Regions from separate parts of the Homo sapiens genome. Here region 2 is linked to region 1. Evidence: chromatin loops called from intact Hi-C (ENCODE). Cell type or tissue: endothelial cell of umbilical vein. All regions are shown on one strand. Links, peaks and the distances in the headings refer to the core of each region. The heading gives the core; the rest is flanking DNA.

Region 1 (2,903 bases), core at 166-2,665:
CTTCCTCCTCACAGCGCTGCTCCTCACATACCTGGGGGAGGGCGCACAGTCACTGCTGGGTCTGGAGCGTGGGGAACACAGCAGCGGGGGGGTGGGAGCGCTGAAGTGAGGTGGGATAGGGAGCAAAAACGGCAGAGAGGGTAAGCTACTTAGAGAGACAAGGACCAATAAAGGAGGAGGATGCGCCCTCCCCAAGGTGACGCCCCCCACTTCCTCTGCGCGGCCTCCTCCCCTCTCCCCTTGACGGGGGAGTGGTAAAGCCAAGGAGCCCTTGCTCACGGAGGATTCCAAACGGAGACTCCCCTCCCCCACAGCGAGGGGAAGTGGGACGCAAGGGTCACCCATGGTAGCCAGAGAGCTGGGACCTCACCCCCATCACCGCCACCACTGCACACACCCGAGGGGAAGGGAGGAGGCTCCTGCCGCTGCCTCCTGCACTTTTCATTTCCCTGTCGGCCGGAACAGGGCGCGCGCCACCCCCATCGCCTTCCCCGCCAGAACCCCGCGAAAGACACAGGAACCGGCTCCCGGGCGGGGGCGGCCGAGCCCAGGGTTTTCCAGGCGCGCTCTCCGGAGAAGGCCGGGAGGCGGAGGGAAGCGGGAGACGCTGTGAGAAGCCGAAGGGGAGAGAGTGTCCTTGGTCCCGTTTGCTCGGCCCGAAGAGAGGCACAGTTAGGGTGCCAAGTGACTGGCAGTCACTGTCGGGAGGAGCCGATTAGGGCTCGGGAAAGCAAGGGAGGCAGCTGGCGTGGGTGCCCTAGTGAAAGGCCAGGCCCCGGGAGTCTTAGCCTCGGAGCATCCTGCAGATTGCTGTGGGGACCGGGATGTCCCGACAGGGCGGCCCCGGTGTGTCCAGACCCGGGAGCGGTGGGGGAGGGGGACGCGTCCGGGCGGTACCTCCAGCATCCAGTAAGCCAGCATCTTCCGCATGTGCGGCTTGATCTCCCGCTGCACGCACTGGAAGTAGGAGGCGCGGGGTACGTAGCGCTCCTCCAGGCGGAGCAGGCTCTGCAGGACACGCTGGTCCCCCAGCAGCCGCGGGTCCGGCCCGGCCCGGGGCGCGTGCCGGGTGCCTTCGCAACACAGCAGCTCCATACTCGGGCAGCGAACAGGCAGGGCGGGAGTGCGGGCTCGCGAGTCCCAAGGCAGGCGACGGGCCGGAGAGCGCGGGGCGCGGGTCTGGCGCTGGCGCTGGCACTGCGCGGCGGATCCCCAGCCCGCCCGCCGCCCGCGCGCGCGCGCCGCTTCCCTGACAGGCGCCCCGCCCCTCGCGACGATGTAGCAACCGTGGAATGCTCGGACGTCGCAACGCTCCGAGGGGCGGGGCTGCGGCGCCCCGGACGGAAAGGGTTGGCTGAGCGCTCTCCCCTCCCTCCCGCGGCCCCATTGGGCCGCTGAGCGCAAGCCGGCCGGCTTCCGGGCACTCCAGGCCCTCTGGACCACCGGGTGCAGAGAACTTTCTAGGAGGTGGGCCTCCTACCCACCCACGGGCCCTCCCATTTTGCTTCTCGGACTCTAGTCACCCAGGAAACAATTTTTCTCCAAAGGTCATTCATTCACTTATTCATTCGTCAAACCCTACTTCACCGGCTGCTTGCTCTAAGGAATGCGATAAATAATGTCAGAGCTAGTTCTTAGTGAACGCTGCTCGAAAGCCTCACGATGTAATGACTCACTACATCTTCACGAAAACTCGGAAACCGAGGCAACTGTCATTCAGTTGGTCCGTGGCAGAGCTAGGATTGGGAAGCTGGCCTTCTTGCTGCAGATTCTGTGTTCTACACCATTGCTAGTTAAACTGTGATCCCAGACCTGTCCCGTGCGTGGTCATCGCCTGGGAGCTGGTTAGAAATGCAGACTCTCAGGCCCACCCCTAACCTGAATCAGAATCTGCATTTTAACTAGATTTCTGTGCACTTTAAAGTATGAGAGCTTTAGTCTAAGTCAGCATATAACAGAACGGAAAGGCCATGGAGTCATGGCCTCACCTTGTTAAGTTGCTTGCCTAGGTTTGGACAAGCCCCTAAAGTCGGCCTTAGTTTCTGTTTGGAGAAACTGTGGACGGAGAAACTAGATTCTCATTGAATCAGTTTCTTGCACAGACTCTGTGAGATCTACCGGTTGCATTTCTTCCACCTCCCAAACTTTTGGTTACTTTGTAGTTTTACCGGAAGCTAGATTCCACTTGACGAAGAGGCCGAAAAAGACCTCCAATAATGCTCCAAATGGGAGGAGGCCATGAGGATCCCTGCCCTACTGGGGTCCTCCTGACTTAGGAGACACTAAGGAAGTGTCTAACCATTTTCTGTTAATTATTCTTTTTTTTTTTTTTTTTTTTTTTTGAGACGAAGTCTCACTCTGTTGCTCAAGCTGGAGTGCAGTGGTGCGATCTGGGCTCACTGCAACCTCCACCTCCCGGGTTCAAGCAATTCCCGAGTAGCTGGGACTACAGGCACGCACCACCATGCCTGACTAATTTTTGTATTTTTCGTAGAGATGGGGTTTCACTATGTTGGCCAGGCTAGTCTTGAACCCCTGACCTCGTGATCCGCCGGTCTCGGCCTCCAAAAGTGCTGGGATTACAGGCGTGAGCCACCGTTCCCGGCCGAATTATTCTTTCTTATATTATAAATTGTATTGTAGTTTTCATATCATAAAATATTCTTTTACATTGTAGAAAACTTCAAAAATACAAATAAGCCACAAAAAAAGGAAATAATCATTTGCAATTTGCCATGAAATAACCCTTTAATATATCAATGTTTATTTTTCTAATCTTTGTTCTATGAATAAACACACATTTTAAATGGAATCATCACAAACTGTTTTGTAAGCTTTTTTCATTAAAAAAATACTGTTAACACTTTTCCATGCTATTAAATATTCTAGGACATAATTTGTAA
Region 2 (2,903 bases), core at 404-2,903, 87 kb after region 1:
GGTCAGCTTCCCAAGTGTCTGAGTGCCTTCCAGGTGGTTAAGACACCACTAGGCCGGGCGCGGTGGCTCATGCCTGTAATCCCAGCACTTTGGGAGGCCGAGACGGGCAGATCACGAGGTCAGGGGATCGAGACCATCCTGGCTAACACGGTGAAACCCCATCTCTACTAAAAATACAAAAAAATTAGGCAGGCTTGGTGGCAGGCGCCTATAGTCCCAGCTACTCGGTAGGCTGAGGCAGGAGAATGGCGTGAACGCGGGAGGCAGAGCTTGCAGCGAGCCGAGATCGCGCCACTGCACTCCAGCCTGAGTGAGAGAGCGAGGCTCCATCTCAAAAAAAAAAAAAAAAAAGACACCCGACTCCACCCCCACCTAATGCCAAATGAGGTTGGAGGTGAATGTCTCTCTCACCATACCCAATTTATTCCTCCCTCGAACTGACCATTTCTCAATTGCGTATCTCCTTCCCTGCTCAGGAAACCACTGTACTCAGGCCAACCCAACCCATGGGGAAGGTGGTAAGGAGGGCAGAAAGTGTGTGGGCTTAACACCAGAGCCCAAATCTCCTCCTCACTGCTCACCAGCTGTGTAACCCTGGACAGATCTCTTAGCCTCTCTAAGCCTCAGTTTTTTTTGTTTGTTTGTTTGTTTGTTTTTGAGACAAGAGTTTTGCTCTTGTTGTCCAGGCTGGAGGGCAATGGCTCAATCTCAGCTCACGGCAACCTCCGCCTCCTGGGTTCAAGCAATTCTCCTGCCTCAGCCTCCCAAGTAGCTGGGATTACAGGCTCCTGCCACCACACCCGGCTAATTTTGTACTTTTAGTAGAGACGGGGTTTTTCCACGTTGGTCAGGCTGGTCTCAAACTCCCGACCTCAGGTGATCCGCCCACCTTGGCCTCCCAAAGTGCTGGGATTACAGGCGTGAGACACCACGCCCGGCCGCCCGTTATGAAATGGGGGTAAAAATTGCTTACAGGTTTGTGGAGAGAAGATTACAAACTTGTAAAGTCCCTAGCACTGTGCCTAGCATGTGGTAGGTGCTCACTAAATCGTGGCTGCTCTTACTATGATGCTAAGCATGGGAATACGGAGGACACAGCTGGAGAGGAGACCTGATGACCTCCCTGGTGGAGGGTGGCCAGGGAAGGAGTGGAAGAGAGAGCTGGGGAGAGGAAACTGTGGCCATAAAGAGGAAGAGAGAGGCAGAGCTGGAGGTGACATCAGGGGAGAGAGAGGAGTGGGTTCGGCGATGGCCATGCTGGGCGAGGTGTGGAGAGCACAGCTGTGCTATCTATCAGCTGCCTCCAGCTCAGACAATTCCTGTGCCCATCTCATTTTTGTCTGCCCATCGCCTCTGCCGGGTTGGACACCCTTACCACCACGGTCACCGTTGCCACACTGTCGGCTGCTATTTCTTGCCTCATCTTCCTTCCTGCTCATGATATGGCAGAAGGTGGCAAGGGAAGCAGCTGCCCTCCGCCAGCAGCCTCCCTGCCACTGAAGGCTGAAGCTGTCCACAGGCATGGGTAAAGAGCTCAGGCTCCAAAGACAGATGAGCTGGGTTCCGTTCCCAGCTCTAGCACTTAGGAGCGGGATGACCTCAGCAAGGGAGATGACTCAGCTAAAGCTTCAGTTTCCTTATCTGCACAGTAGGGATAACAGGGCTGTTGAGAAGAAGGAATGAGATTATGCGTGGTAAGCACCCAGCCCAGCACAATGTCTGGCACACAGCAAGTGTTCAATACACGTTCGTGTTCGCTATTTTCAAGGCCAAATAGGTTTGTGACCTGTGCAGCCACACAGGGTCCCATGCTCAGGACGGGTCCCAAACTTGGTTAATGCTCTGTCACCACCACCTTGAAACGGTTTTTTTTTTTTTTTCCTAAGAGACAGGGTCTCACTCTGTTGCCAAGACTGTAGGATTGCAGTGGCATGATCATAGCTCACTGCAGCCTCGAACTCCTGAGTTCAAGTGATTGTCTCACCTCAGCCTGCTGAGTAGCTAGGAATACAAGCAGGCACCACCAGCTATTTTATTTTTTAATTTTTTTTTTTTTTATTATTTTTTAGAGACAGGGTCTCACTATGTTGCCCAGGCTGGTCTCGAGTTCCTGGCCTGAAGAGATCCTCCCGCCTTTGCCTCCTAAAGTGTTGGGATTACAGGCATGAGCCACTGCACGCAGCCTTGAAATTCTTAATAGTTTTTGAACAAGGGCTCTGCAAACTATGTAGCTAGTCCTGGCTATTATTAACATATATTTATTGAGTCTGCTGGCTGGCAGTGGCTATAGAAGGGGACACCTGTCCAGTAGTTTGTTAAAGATGTGGGACATTAGACGGCCTTGGGAGCCTCAAAGGAGGGATTTAAATACAGTGATGTGGCACCATGCCAGGTTGCCAGCAATTAGAGACTAAGAGGGCAGTGAGACCCCCACACATACTCTCACTGGGGCCGGGCACAGTGGTTCATGCCTGTAATCCCAGCACTTTGGGAGGCCGAGATGAGCAGATCACCTGAGGTCAGGAGTTTGAGACCAGCCTGACCAACTTGGTGAAACCCCATCTGTACTGAAAATACAAAATTAGCCAGGCATGATGGTGCATGCCTGTAATCCCAGCTACTTGGGAGGCTGAGGCAAGAGAATCACTTGAACCTCGGAGGTGGAGGTTGCAGTGAGTCAAGATCACAACATTGCACTCCAGCCTGGGCGACAAGAGTGAAACTCTGTCTCAAAAAAAAAAAAAAAAAAATTCCTCTCACTGGGCACTGGGGATGGATGGGGGTGCCCTCCCTGCAGACAGCCAGGACAATGGGCAGCCTCTGGAATGCACCATGCCTCCCTATTTCAACCATTCTCCCACCAAGGGCAAAGATGTCCAATGTACCTGAGGCAAACACTCACC

Evidence for each region. Hi-C counts contacts between places; a loop is a spot of excess contacts. Peaks named below come from ENCODE experiments on the same cell type or tissue, not always from the same donor. Only the 100,000 strongest peaks of a DNase experiment are listed, where the experiment ranks them.
Region 2: a loop joins it to region 1, with 3 times the contacts of the local background. A loop is called at or near these places in 14 of 110 quality-filtered maps.

Annotation. Positions count from the first base shown.
Region 1 is chr6:41,940,555-41,943,457 of GRCh38, forward strand. CCND3 (cyclin D3) reads right to left here and starts at 1,254. Exons shown (of 5, transcript NM_001760.5): 1 at 898-1,254; 2 at 1-31. The coding sequence starts at 1,095. RefSeq lists enhancers at 313-442, 485-1,436 and a silencer at 953-1,402. In endothelial cell of umbilical vein, for the core only: no CTCF peak of the experiment used is centred there; DNase peaks (open chromatin) are centred at 1,057, 1,367 and 1,617; H3K4me3 peaks cover 1,646 bases; H3K27ac peaks cover 1,406 bases.
Region 2 is chr6:42,027,107-42,030,009 of GRCh38, forward strand. It overlaps a transcript of CCND3 not described here. Among named protein-coding and RNA genes, the nearest start is that of TAF8, 22 kb to the right of the region's middle. RefSeq lists enhancers at 1,099-1,158, 1,399-1,458, 1,445-1,739, 1,485-1,779, 1,519-1,568. In endothelial cell of umbilical vein, for the core only: no CTCF peak of the experiment used is centred there; a DNase peak (open chromatin) is centred at 1,605; H3K27ac peaks cover 997 bases.